Linked DNA regions of Mus musculus: region 2 is linked to region 1. A link is a loop called in an ENCODE intact Hi-C map of the cell type or tissue named here. Cell type or tissue: heart. All regions are shown on one strand. Each heading gives the region's core, and the rest is flanking DNA. Links, peaks and the distances in the headings are about the cores only.

What was found. A loop is a pair of places that touch in the nucleus more often than their neighbours do. Peaks named below come from ENCODE experiments on the same cell type or tissue, not always from the same donor. Only the 100,000 strongest peaks of a DNase experiment are listed, where the experiment ranks them.
Region 2: it touches region 1 in a loop (2.7-fold over the local background); 5 of 42 quality-filtered maps call a loop at or near these places.

The regions. Positions count from the first base shown.
Region 1 is chr15:96,369,216-96,378,737 of GRCm38, forward strand. Arid2 (AT rich interactive domain 2 (ARID, RFX-like)) reads left to right here. Exons shown (of 21, transcript NM_175251.4): 14 at 141-337; 15 at 705-3,547. Among named protein-coding and RNA genes, the nearest start is that of Gm41408, 78 kb to the right of the region's middle. In heart, for the core only: a CTCF peak has its summit at 4,176; a DNase peak (open chromatin) is centred at 8,206.
Region 2 is chr15:95,758,321-95,767,842 of GRCm38, forward strand. No RefSeq gene overlaps it. Among named protein-coding and RNA genes, the nearest start is that of Gm6961, 11 kb to the left of the region's middle. In heart, for the core only: a CTCF peak has its summit at 4,740 (motif pointing right); a DNase peak (open chromatin) is centred at 4,771; H3K27me3 peaks cover 842 bases.

The DNA.
Region 1 (9,522 bases), core at 1,063-9,062:
CTTTTCACTTTTACAAAAGGCAGCATTGTGCAGCATGGTGGTCTGTGCATAAGTAGCAACAGCAGGGCTCTAAGCATTACTGGAAGTGATGGTGTTCTTGGAAGGCTGGTTTTCATAATTGAGTATGTGTTATTTTACAGAACAGTTTTTCCAAATCATACAGTGAAGAGGGTAGAAGATTCCACTAGCAGTGGGCAGGCGCATATCCATGTCATAGGAGTGAAGCGGCGGGCTCTCCCGCTCCCCATCCAGATGTACTATCAGCAGCAGCCAATTTCCACTCCTGTTGTCCGTGTTGATGCTGTTGCTGATCTATCTCCAACTCCTTCACCTGCAGGTATTCATTTTAAATTTTAATATTTATTTTTATTCAGACGCAAGTCTTGGCTATACCACTCATGTTGGCTTCAAACTTAGGATCCTCCTGAAAGCTAGGATTATAGGCAAATGACCACATACCCAAGTTTTTAAATTTTTAAATGTTGCTAGTGTATAACCAGAAGTTAAGTATGTATTATGTCTATGAAGTCATAGCCTGGCTCTGTACTTTGTACAGTGTTTCTCATGGCTGTCTTCGTACTTGTAAGTCTTGTCTTTCTTGGCGTTAGTTTCCTTACACTGTCCCTTTGTATGGAATAAGATAATACGCTATCCGGTGTCTTGCAGTCATTTCACCTGGCACTTTCCTTTTCCCATATCTACAGGAATCCCTCATGGACCACAGGCTGCAGGGAATCATTTTCAGAGGACTCCTGTCACCAATCAATCTTCAAATTTGACTGCAACACAAATGTCTTTTCCGGTACAAGGCATTCATACTGTGGCACAGACTGTTTCCAGAATTCCACCAAATCCTTCAGTTCATACCCACCAGCAACAAAATTCTCCAGTAACTGTCATTCAGAATAAAGCTCCAATTCCTTGTGAAGTCGTTAAGGCAACAGTAATCCAGAACTCTGTGCCCCAGACGGCAGTTCCTGTGAGTATCTCTGTTGGAGGAGCACCTGCACAGAATTCTGTGGGTCAGAACCATAGTGCAGGGCCACAGCCTGTTACAGTTGTAAATTCTCAGACATTACTTCACCATCCTTCTGTGATGCCACAGCCATCTCCACTACACACAGTGGTGCCCGGACAGGTCCCTTCAGGCACTCCTGTCACAGTAATCCAGCAGACTGTACCGCAGAGTCGTATGTTTGGACGAGTACAGAGCATACCAGCGTGTACATCTACCGTCTCACAGGGTCAGCAGTTAATCACCACATCACCACAGCCTATGCACACTTCATCTCAACAGACAGCAGCTGGTAGCCAGCCACAAGACACTGTTATCATAGCACCCCCACAGTACGTAACAACTTCTGCATCCAATATCGTCTCAGCGACTTCAGTACAGAATTTCCAGGTAGCTACAGGACAGGTGGTTACCATAGCTGGTGTCCCGAGCCCACAGCCCTCCAGGGTAGGATTCCAGAACATTGCGCCCAAGCCACTTCCTTCTCAGCAAGTTTCACCATCAGTGGTCCAGCAGCCTATTCAACAACCACAGCAGCCTGCTCAGCAGAGTGTAGTGATTGTGAGCCAGCCAGCACAGCAAGGCCAGGCGTACGCACCAGCCATTCACCAGATCGTTCTCGCTAACCCGGCAGCTCTCCCTGCCGGTCAGACGGTTCAGCTAACTGGACAACCAAACATAACTCCATCGTCATCACCATCACCTGTCCCGCCTACTAATAACCAAGTCCCTACTGCCATGTCATCTTCTTCCACCCTTCAGTCACAGGGACCCCCTCCTACTGTCAGTCAGATGCTCTCTGTGAAGAGGCAGCAGCAGCAGCAGCACTCACCAGCAGCGCCAGCACAGCAGGTCCAGGTCCAGGTTCAGCAGCCGCAGCAGGTCCAGGTGCAAGTTCAGCCGCAGCAACCGAGTGCTGGGGTCGGTCAGCCTGCTCCCAACGAGTCTAGTCTCATCAAGCAGCTGCTGCTGCCAAAGCGGGGCCCTTCAACCCCAGGGGGCAAGCTTATCCTCCCAGCCCCTCAGATTCCTCCCCCTAACAATGCAAGAGCTCCTAGCCCTCAGGTGGTCTATCAGGTGGCCAATAACCAAGCAGCTGGTTTTGGAGTGCAGGGGCAAACTCCGGCTCAGCAGCTATTGGTTGGGCAGCAAAATGTTCAGTTGGTCCAAAGTGCAATGCCACCCGCAGGGGGAGTGCAAACCGTGCCCATTTCGAACTTACAAATATTGCCGGGTCCGCTGATCTCAAACAGCCCAGCAACCATTTTCCAAGGGACTTCTGGCAACCAGGTAACTATAACAGTTGTGCCAAATACCAGTTTTGCAACTGCGACTGTGAGTCAGGGAAACGCTGCTCAGCTCATTGCGCCAGCCGGTCTTAGCATGAGCGGAGCGCAGGCAAGCGCTGGACTTCAGGTGCAGACGCTTCCAGCCGGACAATCAGCGTGTACCACTGCTCCCCTCCCGTTCAAAGGCGACAAGATCATTTGCCAAAAGGAGGAGGAGGCAAAGGAAGCAACAGGTCTACATGTTCATGAACGGAAGATTGAGGTCATGGAGAATCCTTCCTGTCGGCGAGGAACCACAAACACCAGCAACGGGGATACAAGTGAGAGTGAACTCCAGGTGGGAAGTCTTTTAAATGGGAGAAAGTATAGTGACTCAAGTCTACCTCCTTCAAACTCAGGGAAACTTCAGAGTGAGACGAGCCAGTGCTCACTAATCAGCAATGGGCCATCGTTGGAACTAGGTGAGAATGGAGCGCCTGGAAAACAGAACTCAGAACCAGTAGACATGCAGGATGTCAAAGGTGATCTGAAAAAAGCCCTCGTCAATGGAATCTGTGATTTTGATAAAGGAGATGGTTCTCATTTAAGCAAAAACATTCCAAATCACAAAACTTCTAATCATGTAGGAAATGGTGAGATATCTCCAGTAGAACCACAAGGGACTTCGGGTGCCACTCAGCAAGATACTGCCAAAGGTGACCAACTAGAAAGAGTTTCTAATGGACCTGTGTTAACTCTGGGTGGGTCACCGTCCACAAGCAGTATGCAAGAAGCCCCGAGTGTGGCGACACCGCCGTTGAGTGGTACTGACCTGCCTAACGGACCTCTAGCTTCAAGTTTGAATTCAGATGTGCCTCAGCAACGCCCAAGTGTAGTTGTCTCACCACATTCTACAGCCCCTGTCATACAGGGGCATCAAGTCATAGCAGTTCCCCACTCAGGACCTAGAGTGACCCCTTCTGCTCTATCATCTGATGCTCGGTCTACAAACGGCACAGCCGAGTGCAAAACTGTAAAGAGGCCGGCAGAGGATAATGATAGGGACACTGTCCCGGGAATCCCAAATAAAGTAGGGGTTAGAATTGTTACAATCAGCGACCCCAACAATGCTGGCTGCAGTGCAACCATGGTTGCGGTCCCAGCTGGAGCGGACCCAAGCACTGTAGCGAAAGTAGCAATAGAAAGTGCTGCTCAGCAAAAGCAGCAGCATCCACCGACCTACATGCAGAGTGTGGCCCCACAGGTAAGTCACTCACGTGGCATCTGTAAACATGAAGGCTAAATGAACTGTTGACTTCTGTCTCACCTTAAGCAACTGTGTGTCAGGTCATGTGTGCTCAGGGCTCTCCTGCTCTTTGTTTACGAGACTTGTTTCAGCTCTAGCATTCAAGGTAAGGGCTCTTTGAGTTCTGCATATGCAATTTTGCCTTCCAAAATGGATGTTGTGTATGTACCAAGTAGAAGTGCCCAGTCACTGTTTATTTCCACAGTTTGACATTTTCCCTTAAATGATATAATGATGAGTACAAAGTAGACATTCAATAAGTTCAATTTTTAATTTTTTACTACATGTGAACTTAGCAGTTCATCTTGGTTGTCTGGTTGATTTCCCTCTTGGAATCTGTTAGAAATCTAAATAAAATGATAGTGAACCAAACTACATCGGAGAAGAACTTTAATATTATGGAGTTATTTCATTTCTCCTCATTCTGTGTGTTCCTGATTTTGCTTTTGGGTGGCATCCAGAGGAGAGCTCAGGGCTGGGGGCGAGGAACAGTGATGGTAGCTGGAGCTGGCACTAGGACTCAGGGAAAGCCTTCTTCGCTGGAGCCTCACTGATCAGCCCTGGGCTGCAGGGGGCGACTCTGATGCTGAGTAACACAGCCGGGGTCATAGTCTAGGAGGTGCTGCCCAGACTAGAGCCTGCTGCAATCTGAAGCCAGCTCTTCATTTATGAGTTTGCTCTTCTACTGTAGCCAGTTTCTCTGAACAATTCTAGAAATTTGTCTTTTATCTTACACTGTAATTATTTGAACTATTGCATATAAGATGTTAGTGTTAATAAATGATTTTTAGGGCACAAACACAAAAACTCTAAATACATTAGTTATACAGAGGTGGCTTGGGCCTGTGTATACATTTTGTTACCAATCTGAAAAATTATGTACTAGCCCGACACTAATTTTCTTTGAGAACACAGCTCATTTAAAAACAAAACAAAACAAACCACCCTACATTCTGAGCTGAGAATATAGCAGAGTGGTAGATTGGCTTGCTTTGCCTATATAAACCCCTGGTTCAATTCTTAATGTCCATCTTGTATCTCCAAAGTTGATACTTGGTTGCGAGGAAACAGGTAAAATATGCAGGAGGTATGCGAAAATGGAAAAAACAAAAACAAACCTACAGCTACAACTGGGTTCCTTTTGTGTGGTGGTTACAGTGGTGCCTGCCACAGCTGGGCATCTGTAATGGAGCAGGTCTACTTAAGCTCCACAGAGGAGCAGAAGACCCTACAGGGGCTAGGTACAGGGGATAGACTTCACCAACAGAGTCAGGGCTGAAAGTAGCTCGCTAGAGTCAGCTTGCTTCTAGGGAGACACTCCCTCTTTCTTGCCCAGGTTCTTTAGCTCCGTCCACAGTTCTGGTTGCATTTAGAGGCCTTGGTTTAATGCCATTTTGTTCACTATTTGAGTGGTAGTCTGCAGGGTCCAAGATAGAGTGTTTTTAATAGCATTTTTAATTTATTTTTGATTATTTATATATGATGTTTAACAGCAAATGTAAAGAGAATTTTTAAACTTGTACCTGCTTCAGAGTTCTGTTATTTATAGCTGTTCTTTTAAAATCTGTAATATTTGCAAGTTCCAAATGCAGCTCATAGAGCATTATTTCCAGATGGCCTACCCTCTGCATTCTCCATGCGTTAATGTCTGTTAGAAGCAAAGCAAACAAGCCCACGTGAACCTATTGTACATACGTACATTTAATAAGAGTAAAAAGCTTGATAGACGCTGAAACCCCTATATAAGGTGCTTCAGACCAAACATTTACAGATTTCATATTTTCTCTTCTTTAATTTTGAAATATTTTAAGAACGTATGAGATATCCTGAGGAACCAAATAGAAACACAAAATACATTTTTTATATATCTTATATATACACATATGTCATGCACACGCATGTGCGTGTCCTGTATGTGTGTGCACATGTGTGTGTGCATTTGTGTGTGTGTGTGTGTGTGTGTGCTTCAGCAGTCACTAGAGTCCAGTTGTCACAGTGTTCAGTTCCTGCCCACCCTGTTTCAATGTTAGCCTTACTCAAAGGTTAATACTAATATTTGGGAGGGATTTAAGAATGTCATATCAAAGTATTATCAATGGCTTCGACAATTGATAGCCATAATTTTCTCTTGAGCAGACAATAAAGGAAGCAAAATTATAGTTTAATAAAGTGAAGGGTATTATTTCTAGAAAGAAAACTGCCATATTCATGGACATTTTTGTTAATTTTATTTTATGAAGCAAATTACAATATTTTTTTACATTCTCTGTGTTGTATTAATTTTGCTACTTGGTTGTTCAAGCTAAGCTTTTCCCACATTGATTTTAAAAAGCATAATTTGAAAAAGCCCCGCCGGGCGGTGGTGGCACACACCTTTAATCCCGGCACTTGGGAGGCAGATGCAGGCGGATTTCTGAGTTCTGAGGTCAGCCTGGTCTACAGAGTGAGCTCCAGGACAGCCAGGGCTACACAGAGAAACCCTGTCTTGAAACTACCCTTCCCCCCCGAAAAAAAGCCCCTATTTTGTCTCAGTACTGAATGATAACATAATATTCCTCAAGAGCTGACCACGTCAAATATTTACTGAAGCTTCTCACATACGTGTCTGAGGGCTGGCTGCGGCTGGCTGGTCTTTCATGTTTACTGGAAATGAGAGGAAACCAGGTCTGCATTCTTGTGCAATAGCCCTTTTAGTATTAATATTACTATTATCTACTTTGTGAGTATGGGTGTTTTGCCTGCATGTATGTCTATGTACCTGGATCCTGCCTGATTCCCGTGGAAGCCATAAAAGGGCATTGGATCTCCTGGGACTGGAGTTGGGCGCTCAAGGTTGAACCCTGGTCTTCTGGAAGAACATCACTCCACCACCCCCTAAGATCTAATTCTTAAAACATTAATTTACTTAGTATTTAAAGATATATATGTATATTTCTGCAAAGCCAGAGCCAGCTGCCTTCAGATCCTAGTCCTGTTTTGTGGTTTAGGATTCCTCTGTTCCTCCCTTGACAGCAAACATTTCATTTTACTACATTTCTTTTTACTTCTTTTAAATGGCTGCATGAAACTCTTAGTACCAGGTCGTGCTTGGCAGTGTGCAGTGCTTCTGCTCCCTAACCGGCTCACAGTCCAGGTTCCGCGGGCTTCTTTTTAGAGAGAGTGTGTTTTGATTTAAGTTTGTTTGAATTAGGACCCTAAAATGTTCACATTGCATCAGTATGTTTTTTATTCATTCTTAATTCACAGCTTAGGTTAACGTCAGTCATCCTTTCCATATCCCTTATTAATATTTGGGGTTAAATTGTCACATGATGCATTGTTTCTCAGTTCTTGGTGACCTAGTAAGACTTTCAGAATCATCAAAAAGATAAAAATCTTGGCATTTGTGAAAGTCAAACACACCTTTATACACACACTGGACAGTCAGTAAAGCTCACAATTTAAATGGCAGTAGTGTCCACATCAGGAAAACTAGGGTGCTTCCTTTAATTAAAATGTTAGTATGATGTAATTTCTCACTCTTGAGATTTATACTTGGCAAGGTTCTCTTCTCAGTTACTGAATTCACAATTTTCTATTCAGAGCTCTTGTTTTAAGGAAGTGATTTGACCATGTGTTGTAACCTGTTGAGAAACACATGTGTAGTAGGTTCATCTTACCTCTGAACTCGAAACCTGTGTTTTTCTTCTGGATTTCTCTATTATAATGGCAATAGTAACATGTATATTGGAATGAGATTCTAGGTGCCTCGTGTATGGTTTCATTTCATCACACTGTATCTCCTATACTCACAAAAGGAAAAAACCAAGGTTCAAGGAAAGTAATGAGGCTGCCCAGGTCACACGGCCTGTTGAAGAAGGGCACACTGACGATTCAGGGCTGGCAAGGTGGCTCAGAACATAAAACCATTTCTGAAACCCATGGTGGTAAAAGAGAGCTGACTCCCCAAAGTTGTCCTCTGCCTTACACGCACACACACGCACGCGCACATTCACGCACGCGCGCGCACATGCACGCACGCGCGCACACACGCACGGACACACCCCCCCACACACACACACACACGCACGCGCACACGCACACACAATTGATGAACTTTTGTTTAAAAAGCAGACTGAAGAGTTGTGTCCTGTCCTGATGTGTTGAGCTGGAAAGTCTCTTTTGGTGACACCTGCGTCACTCTAGCTCTCACTCTCACGTTTCAGAGGTGAGAACTCATCACAGAAGCAACTTCAGCTCCAGAGTAGGCTCCCCGAGCTTAGAACACAACATTCCAGAGTAGGCTCCCCGAGCTTAGAACACAACATTCCAGAGTAGGCTCCCCGAGCTTAGAACACAACATTTCTGCTGGTTTTCTTTCTCTTTCCTGTCTTTAAGGGCAAGTTTTCCCGTATCCCATACTGGCCTCCAGCTCAGCAGAAGATGACTTTGAATTTCTGATCAGCTGCCTCTACTCCCAAGTGCTAGGGTTAAAGGCCTGTAAATCCCAGTGGTACAGTACTTGCTAGCATGGGCAAGAGCCTGGGTTAGAGCCCCAGCCTTCCAGGGTAGCACACTACCACTCCTGGCTTCCTGTGTGAAGTCAGCTCCGGGGCTGTGTATGCCAGCCAGGCACTTTGCCAACTAAGCCTCAGCCTCAGCCACAGGACTCAACTCCAGACTTCTCACTTCTGTTTATGTTTTATCCGTCTGCACCATTATATAGCCCTGTATGGTTTTGGTTTGGCTTAGAAAAAGAGCTGTGGTTTTACTCTTGGGGACCCAGCACTTTCAGTCCTTGCTGCCTGTGCTGACGTCACCAGTGAGTGGACAAACGCAGTCGCTGTCTTACCAACCTGCTAAACAGCTCTTGACTTCCATAAGAAATTTAACTTGTTTTCTTTTCAGGTATCTCAAGAAAATGGCTGACCTAAACATTTTAAAAGATACTCTATTAGTGTTTTTTTTAAGTAAAAGGCATATGATATAGGACATAACAGAGGTTATATTTAAAAGACTGTGTGTCTACTTTGTGCTAGTGTTACCGTCACAGCTGTAACTGCCAGCCAGGCACGGTGGCATGTGCCTGTGATCGCGCATCTGAGAGGTGCTGCCAGGAGGATTGCGTTCCAAGCTGTCCTGGGCTACCTGGCAGTTGAAGGCCAGCTTGAGCAGCACAGCAGGGCCTTGCCTAGCATCGGGAAGGTTCTGGCTCGGATCCTTAAGGCAAACTATAAACTGAATATCCTCCAAGATTAAGTTGGTAGACACTTTACTCTGAATTATTTACTATTTTTGATATTCTCCTTACATGGTTGTGTCATCATTACTAACTCTGACCTGAGGTTTGCTGTGATTCATGTTGTGTCACTGATGAAATCTGAGGGGAAAAGAATTATTCTAAGCAATAATTTGCAGCTGATCTGTTCTCGACAGGGCAAGTAAATCGTAAGGCTTTGTTTTCATTTCAGGCTATAATTGAGTTGCTTCTTACTACAATTCTTAATTTGAATAATACAGTCTGTTGTCCATGTCTACCGCTTCCATGTCCATGAATTTATAACTTGAATCAAAAATAGCAGAAAACAATTCTTTACTGACCATGAATTGGAGAACGCGGTGCAGCAGCTCTTTGTACTTCTGTGCATTTGCGATATTTGAATGGTGGTGTGGAATCGAGAAATGACCTAGTATACAGGGAGACATGCACACTGAGACATAGGGATTTTGCCATCTATATAAATGCAAACAGATCTTGATATCCATGGGAAGTCACAGAAGCCAAGATGTCACAGATGTCAAGAGATAACACAATGAATAATATTGCTTCTGTGGTTACATATTTTAAAAGGAGCATACTTCCTAACCTTTTAATAAAAATCATCTTTTTAAATGTAATCATTAACTTGAAATTACAAACTGTACAAAAGTTTTATGTTAGAATTGTGTACCTG
Region 2 (9,522 bases), core at 487-8,486, 610 kb before region 1:
GTTAGCTACCTCACTTACCCTAGAACGAGGCAGGGCTCTGCATGCTGCCTCTCATAAACACCCCCTCATGCTTAGTACAATTCAGGAAGGGATGAGAACCGGAAAACCAGCATCGAGTCTATTGGCCATATTTCAGAGGTCCAGCCAATGAGAACTTAGAGTCTAAAACAGGTCTCTCCAATTAGTAATTTTCACATCAAATCCTTACAAATGTGTGAGCGTCCACTGATACTTCAGCAATCTAAGATATCAATCATCTTTTAAAAAAAATGAATTATAGCCAGATGGTGGGGGCACACTCCTTTTTAAGCCCAGTAAATGGGAGGCAGGGGCAGGTAGATGTCTGAAGTCAAGGCTGCCCTGGTCTACAGAGCAAGTTCTAGGACAGCCAGGACTACCCAGAGAAAGCCTGTCTGAAAAACAAGAAACAAAACAAAACAAAATTATATGATAGTAGAACTATGCTGAAAAATCCGGTAAATATGGGTATCATGTCTGAGACAGTGAGAACAACACACAGAACATGAGAAGCGCATGAGACGATACCACAACAGAGCACACTCTGAACTGAAAGCATGGGCCTCAAATCCACGCTGAAATTGTCGTTACAGCCCTAAGGGGGCCAGATCAAAATCACATGTGCCCTTTATCAGACTCTCCTGTGGGGTAATTCTACGAAAGAAGAACATATGTGCATATATATAATATATGCGCATACCAATGCATACAGATGTAAACATATATACAGTACAGAATACATACCATACCAAACTGTGAGACAGCATCTGTGTCTTAAGTTACCCAGCTTAGGACATCCCTAGAGAGCTCAGGTACACTTCTGGAGATAGTTGTGTGAATGCCATGTGTCGTAAAATGGATAACACCCAGGAGCGTTTTGGCATGGTATGGAGGCCGGTGAGTAGATCTGATTGCTCAGTAGGATCCTTACCTTTTAACCCAGCCAACCTGCATGTCTCACGCCTAGGGAAGCCAGGAGTGGCCATACGAGTTAGTCTAGACCAATCAAAAGCAGCTGTCAACTCCTTTTTGCCCTTTGCTCTGCACCCTTCCTGTGAGAATTCAGACCTGAAGGACTGAGCTTAAGGCACAGGTGACCTTGGAGATGGATGCTGAACAGAGCAAGGACCACACTAGGAGGAGCTTCAGGAACTCTGTGAACAGTTGTCACCTTAGCACCGATCTCTCCACATCCAGACGTTGAGAAGAAAATTATTCTTTTTCTTGTTGACGTCATTGTTTGGGGAGGCTTGGAACTTCTCACTGCTAAATCTAATCTTAAATAACATGTGCATACAGAGTGACCAAACAGAGCATTTTAGCTATAGACCAGGAGAAAGTGCAGAAGAAATGTTCAAAGGGATGGGAGAAAACCAGGAGAAAATAATATTATAAACACAGTTGTTGTTTATAAATTATTCAGCCTTGGTTATTTTGTTATAGAAGCACAAATAGACTAACACAATAGCTGTGGGCGATAGCAAATAATGCATTGATTACCATGAGACACTGGTTCAATGGCGCAGTCAGCTCTATTGCATAGCAAGGTGACTATGATTAATAACATACTGTATATTTCAAAATGGTTAAAAGAGGGGATAGTCAAAAATACCGTAAGCTGATAAATATTTGAGATGAGGGACTGCTAATCAGCCTGACTCGTTACTCTCCGCCACACATGGGTATCAAAGCATCAAATTGCATCATATTAGTAACAATTACCACATGTCAGTAAAGGCCAGACTTCAAACTGTGTCCTTATCTAGCCTTCACAATAATTCCTGTCGCCAAGGAGGAATCCAACACTGAGAAAATGTAAACACATCACCAGGACCACACAGCAGCCAGAGGTGTGAATTGAAAGCTGATCTGCACCTATTGACCCTCGTGTCTACTCTCAGAGCCTCTTGTCAACTCACCTTCATGGTCCACAGTGACACCATCACAGACCATGTCAGCAGACCATGAAGACAGATACCAGGTCATGAGGTCTGGAGGGAAAAGGGGAAGAAAATAAAGAATAGAATAATTTTTTCATTGAAAAACAAAAGATGAAGATGGTAGGGTAAGAAGGAAAGACTTGCTTTAAGAGATCAAACCTACACGAGCACAGAGAATGGGCATTTGATGATGGTGTAAAATGTTAGAAGCGTCCAGGCAGCAGACCAGCACAGTTGGCAGGATGGATGAGAACCAGGGTGTTACCCTGTGAGCGAGGTGACCCGGGAGAGGGGGAGATGCCAGAACCCAAGAGTGGCCTGGACTGTCCATACCTGCTGGGTCTAACACCAATGAGGGACAGCTCTTAGGTTTAATGCTTCACAGTAGAGGGGAAGGGATGGTGTTTACAGAGAGAGTCCACCTTGGCGTGAGAAAGCGTGCCTAATGGCTCAAGTCATTTAAAAACAGAAGGACTCGAGATGGTGATTGTCTTACTCCAGAAAGCACTTTGGGAGCACTCTATGAACCTCAGGGACGTAGTCTTAACTATGCTAGCATCTCATGAACGCCACCAGGTGTTATTCTGCCTGTAAGGAGACTTTGGGGCGGGGGGAGATCATCCCTTCAATTAGTTACAAGTAATAAAAATGGAATACAGATGGTTGCCTTTGTTTCTGGCATTAACAGCGCCATTCAGGTATTTGAAGTAGTATAAGTCACTGTTTCGACTCACAATCAGGGACCCTAACTGCCACACTTCATCTGTCCCTTCGAAACACTTCCAGTAGCACTTCCTGCATGGTTTTGACCATGTGAAAGCATATGATGTTTCCTGTCATGGTAAACAGGAGTACTCTCATTATATACCTTCAACATCAGTTAGCAAAGAAAGTCGCATCTCTGATTTCGTAGAGAGGTCATGTTTCAGTGGGAGGGAGGGAGGAAGGAAGGAAGGAGGGAGGGAGGGAGGGAGGGAGGGAGGGAGGGAGGGAGGGAAGGAAGGAAGGAAGGAAGGAAGGAAGGAAGGAAGGAAGGAAGGAAGGAAGGAAGGAAATAAGACCACAAAAGTATGCATATATCTCAATGGTTCCAAGTCAATCCCACAGAAGCTCTATCTATTCTTTCTTTTCCAGCCTGAAAACAGCAAAAAAAATTCATAAAAATTCGCCATCCTCTCCACCAGACCATTGGAAAGGAAGCCAGAACTAAACCCTTCTAGCATCAGGGAAGAAGGATACATTCATCAAAGCATTTGATTTTTCTCTTGAAAAAAAAATGCAAAGCCCAACTTGGGATGAGTCCAGGAGAAGTCGCCATCTGCTCCACCTGTTGTGGGAACAGTCGACCCTGAGCCCGTGCAGACTACAGTCCAGAGCTGGCCTTTCCAGAACTGCAGCAGCAAGTGTCCCTTGAAGGTTAACCCACGCTCAGGTTCCATCAAGTTCAGGGACCGGAACCTCCCACCTCCTTTTGTAAAGTTAAAAACAGACTGCTCACCTTATGCTCTTGGCTTGCGGATTTAGAAGAATGGTTTCTAAGGTTGCTTTGACTTTTGCCCTGAACTGGGATGTGGTAGCCCACCTTATGTGTGGGTGGGCCTCTCACAATTTCAGTTATAGGAGGGATGAGTTTATCATGGAAGATACTTACAGAAAGATGTGGCATTACTCACACAGCTGTGATGATATTGTATCCTTATATGGCTCTGATTTGTTATTCGCTGTTGCTAGTTAGTTACTGTGTTTAATTTGTAAATTAAAGATTATCAGAGGTACACATTCTTATGTAGGACATGTATAGTACACATAGGATTTGGTCATCTCTACACTTCAGGCAACATCTGTAGGTCTTGTATGCATCTCACAAAGATAAAGGCAGCTATGGTATGGAAGTTGCTTTAGTCAAATGCTTGCCCCCCCTTTTTCATACCTTATAAAAATTAGTAAAACATAGTAATTAGGGGACAATTTTCTATGCATGTGTGCATATATGTGCCTATGTGTATGAAATATTGGACATTAATCTCTGAAACTTCAGACCAAGAATAGCAAAGCCGCTTGACATCACGTGAACCTTGCGTCCTTTTGAGGAGCACGTCAGGGGAAAATGAGAAGAACGAATTTCAGTACAGTGCGTGTCTTTGCAAGGCTCTAAAGCACTGGTTCTCAACCTGTGGGTCGCGATCCCTTTTGGGGTTGAACGACCCTTTCACAGGTGTTGCCTAAGACTCTCTGCATACCAGATATATACATTATGACACATAACAGTAGCAAAATTACAGGCATGAAAGAGCCACAGGATACTTTTATGGCTGGAGGTCACCACAACATGAGGGACTCTATCAAAGGGTTGCAGTGTTAGGAAGGTTGAGAGTCGTTGCCAAAGAGAGACAGCAGCTTCACGCGGCAGAATTTTAATGTCAATTTTCGTGCTTTCTCACAAGCAGGGAAGTTAGTGAGAGGCATAAGCAAGATAATCTACAAAGGCAGAATTTTGTGGTTCTGTGGTACCCCTAAAACCAGTGTGTCACTGTAGGTAGACAATCTTGTACTTTTCCCCCCAACTTGCACAGACTAAATAGATACATGCGATGTGACCATGGCTAGGTGTGTTCACAGCGTTTATAAGGCTAGGCGTGTTCACAGTGTTTAGAAGCACTAGAATAGAAAGCAGACGACGACCTGATGGAGACTCGACTGCTAGTTGTTTTGTAAATCAGTTTGTCATTTTATTCCTTCTAGGGTAGAAATGAAAGAGAGGACATTGTCAGGGGTGGTCAGTTTAACCAGCGCTGTTCAAGGCTGACCACAAGGGGGCAGCCCAGAGCCGGGAATCAAGAGGTTAGCTTTGGTCCAGCTCAGCTGAGTCTCCGTGGTTATCTGAACTCCCTAGGTCTGTTTGCTCATCCTAATCAGGTCTCTCTCTCTCTCTCTCTTTCTCTCTCTCTCTCTCTCTCTCTCTCTCTCTCTCTCTCTCTCTCTCTCTCTCTCTCTCCCTCCCTCTCCCTCTCCCTCTCCCTCCCTCTCCCTCTCCCTCTCTCTCTCTCCCCCTCTCCCTCTCTCTCTCTCCCCCTCTCTCTCTCCCCCCCTCTCTCTCTCTCCCTCCCTCCCTCCCTCCTCTCTCTCTCTCTCTCTCTCTCTCTCTCTCTCTCTCTCTCTCTCTCTCTCTCTCTCTCTTATATTTATTCATAAGACTCTGTTTTTGAATGACTTGGAGTCCTGCAGACTCTTCATCCCAAGGTACAGTGGCTTATTTCAAGTGCACTGATTGGGAGAGCGGGAGCCCTGCGTAAATGGTGTAGGGGAAGTTAGCACTCAAATCCCTCCTTACTCCGGCTTGGATAGTCAGGGGGTGTGTCGGGTGTGGTTGGCTACTGGGTCAAGACATAGGCAGTCAAATTCCGTTCTGCTGACTCATTAGATGTTGCTGTCTCCAGGATCATAGCAGGTGTGTCTCTGTTCAGAGCATTTAGGCAGACTGAAGTAAAAAACTAATAATAATAAATAATAAATAAATAAATAACCAATCAGAAGGATGCTGGACGATGATTCTTTAAAAGCATCCTACAGGTCCTGTCTTATTGGTGATAGCAGAACATTTGGAGACAGGACGTTAAAGACCCTTCTCCTCTCCTGTGGCATAATACTATCTTGCAACATTAATTTCATCCATAAGAGCTGTTCAGTGGGTTTTAAAGAGAACTAGAATATTTATTTTTAATGGTTGCTCCTGGGCACGGCTTCGTGGTACACACTGACTCCAGAGTTATAATGTCTGAGTGCTGATCATGATACTGATTTGCCCAATCAGCTTGGCAAATCTGATCACCTGCACACTCCCCCCCCCAATCTCTCTCTCTCTCTCTCTCTCTCTCTCTCTCTCTCTCTCTCTTTGAGATAGAACATCATTATGTAGCCCTGGCTAGCCTGAAAGTCACTATATAAACCAGGCTAGCCTTGATATCACAAAGATTCTCTTGCCTCTGACTCCCAAGTGCTGTCACCAGACCCAGACAAGTGACCCATGACATCATTTAGCCCCAACATCATTATTATTGTCATTGTGGCACATCACGGTGTTAAAATGAAACTTTAGACATCAGTGCTCGTGTATTCTGTAAGCACAAAGTAAATTAATATCTGTTCCTGGTTGACCTGTTTTCAAACTAGGGCCATGGCCTTCCAATGTAGACAACCTGTTGATGGCCTTCCAATGTAAACAATCTGTTGATACATCGACAACTGTTACTCAGAGAGAAGAATAAGAGAAAGGACAGAGCACAGACTGCAGAGGAGAAGACTGAATGGAAAAGAGGAGGAGGGAGAGGAGAGGAGAGAGAAAAGGGAGGTGGGGAGGGACGAAACCAGATGACAGATGAACAAGGAACAGAAGGAGGGGAGAGGAGACAAAGAAAGGGGGTCCCATAAAGGAAGCCTTGGGGACATATGTGGCATCATTAGCAAAGTCCACTGTGCAATTCTGCATGTGTGGGGGCATGCTGTGTGAATATTATTCTCACCATATTATTTGAGTAACTAAGGAAACCCTGACTCTAAAGGACAGGCAGATGTTGTGAAAGGGGGCTCATGAGATGGCTCAGTGGGTAAAGGGTTCAAGTCCCAGCCTGACAACCTGAGTTCAACCCCCAGGTCCCTAACGGTAGAAGGAGAGAACTGACCCCCAAAAGCTGACCTCAGATCCCACACTCTGAAGATGACCCAGCCCCCGCCTAAATAAATAAGTAAATGTACTTTTTTTCAATGTTGTGAAGTAATAATAAAAGACACTTTTGAATCACGTCAGTGGAACTCCCTGGGAATTCAGCTGGATCCACGTCTTTGGCTGTTGTTTTTGAATCACTTCACTCATGTGAAACATTGTCTCAAGCAGGTTTTTTTGTCTCATTTTAAGGCTTTAAGGCTTAACAAGCAGCAAACTAAAAATATAGCTAAATGTGTAAATTGTCATTACAAATAATTGATAAAAAGGCTTCATAAAAGACTCTAATGGCCTATAGAACAATTTGAACAAATGAATAATTTGTAAGGACTTCATGCCTTGGTCATCAATGAATGCTTCGGGTAATTTCCGGATGTAAAATGGAAACAATGTAACAGAACGAATCCTTGACATTTGGAATACCGCAAGCAGGATGGGTACTGAATAAGTCATGGTTCAATCCCTCCGCCATTAACTGCTGGACTCTGTCCACTGCCGTCGAGTGCCAAGTTTTCCAATCTGAAGAACACTCACCAACTGTCTCTGCTCCTAGCACCTCTTCATTCCGCTTTAACTTGCCAGAATTGTGCATACCCTCTACCAGGAAGTCCAGGCACAGACAAAAGACTGCTAGATTAAAAATAAAATAAAATAATTCATTTAATAACATAATGGATGAAAGGTAAGCTTGGAAACCCAGGTCCTGAAGACCAAACAAACAAAAGTCTATGTTCATATGAGTAATATGTTCTCAGAGGATGTCTGTATGGTGATAGGAATTAGTGTAGGGTTAGTGGAATTTGCTCCCTCGTTTTAAGATCGATGATGGTAACAGACAGCATTCTAATAGGTGATGCCCAGGCAGCTAGGGAGGTCCACTTTTGCTCCCCATTGTGTCAAAGTGCTTCGTGGTTGAGATATAAAATAGCCCCTGAAAAACCCATTCACTGAAGACTTGGTCCCCAATGCCATATTCACAGGTGGGCTGTTGGAAAGTAACTGGATCGTGATGGCTTTCATCTAATCAAAGGATTCATTCATCTACCGATGGCGCCATAATCCATCAGACCTTTGGAAGGACTGCAACTGTGGAAGTGGGACCAGACTGGGGGCGTGGCTTCCTGAAGATGCCTCTGAGGATGTGTGGTTCCTGACCCAGAGCTCTGATTGGCTCTAAGCATCATGAAATTAGCATCCACCATCTTGTGCTCCCGGCATGCTGCTCTGCCTCACTAGAGTCTAAAGCAGACAGAGCCAACTGTCTAGGAACCGAATTCACAAGCTAAAACCTACCCTGTGGTGAGTTGTTTTCTCAGGCATGCTTTCATGAGTGAAAAGGCAATGGACATAGCACCCATCCTATAGGGAGAAACTTATATATATATAAAGTTTATATATATATATATATATATATATATATATATATATATATATATATATATATATGAAAACCAAGAAAGATATTAACTTCTGAGTGATGAGCTGTCCAGATCATAGAGGCTTTTTATTCTGTTCCGTTTTTTGAAAACGTGCTTGTCTCCAGTTAGTCATATACTGTACAACACCCTCAGGGAACATTTTAGAAGGACCAGAGGACCAGGATGCTTTATGATGACCATACCAGCTAACTGCCACATTTTGGCTTTTGTTAAACTGCTTGCTTGCTTGCTTGCACCTGCAACTGACAACCAGGATGTAGCTTTCCTGTGTTCTTTCCCTTTGAAAGGCTCCCTGATTCTACATTTGAGGCTGTTCTGTGTAGGTGATGGCTTAATACAGACTCTCAGTTTGGATTTTGTTCATACTGAGTTATCTTCAGGTGTCTACCACATGCACATCTGAGCATCACTAAATTGTGTCAGATGTGTGTATGCACTCGTTTGTGCATGTGTTCGTGCATGAGAGAGAGAGAGAGAGAGAGAGAGAGAGAGAGAGAGAGAGAGAGAGAGAGAGACTTTGTGTGTGTGAAAGAGAGCAAGAAAGAATATGTGTGTGAAAGAAAGCAAGAAGTAGAGAGAGGAAGTCGTGAGTCCAAGATGAAGTAGGAAAGGATAGAATGAAAATGATATAAATACGGTTCACTCATGACATATGAAATTATATATATATGTAAACGTGTGTGGTAGCTGACACACATTTCAGGCTTTATACCTTTCTGTTCCCAGAGAAAAAGAGTGAACCCTTCGAGACTTTTTGCCTGTCGGCCTCCTCAGTTCCCTTTACAGTTCAGCCTCTCTTTTTTTTAAAAAAAAATATTTATTTACTTATTATATGTGAGTACACTGTAGCTGTCTTCAGACACTCCAGAAGAGGGAGTCAGATCTCATTACAGATGGTTGTGAGCCACCATGTGGTTGCTGGGACTTGAACTCAGGACCTGCAAGAGCAGTCGGTGCTCTTAACCGCTGAGCCATCTCAGCAGCCCCTGTTCAGCCTCTGTTAAGGACTTACTGCATGACGACAAAGATTCTTACAGAAAGACAGAATCATAAGCACGCATCCATTGCTGTACCGGACATAACATCCGCATCCAACAGAAACGGAGCTGAGGAACACGGCCACTGAGCTGGCCGGTCGGACATACATCCAACAGAAACGGAGCTGAGGAACACAGCCACTGAGCTGGCCGGTCATTGAAGGTGCTTCACAGCAGACTGGGGCAGGCCGGTGAGAAGCCGGGTGAGCGCGAAGACGGGAGAATGGGCATTAGTCAGTCACAACAGCAAAGGAAATGAGGGGAAGAGAACCCTAGAATCCCGAGAGACTAGCAACCTGACCACCACATAGAGAGACAGTCGGGAGAAAAAGAAAACATATAGAAATTAATTACAGCTGAACGTTGAC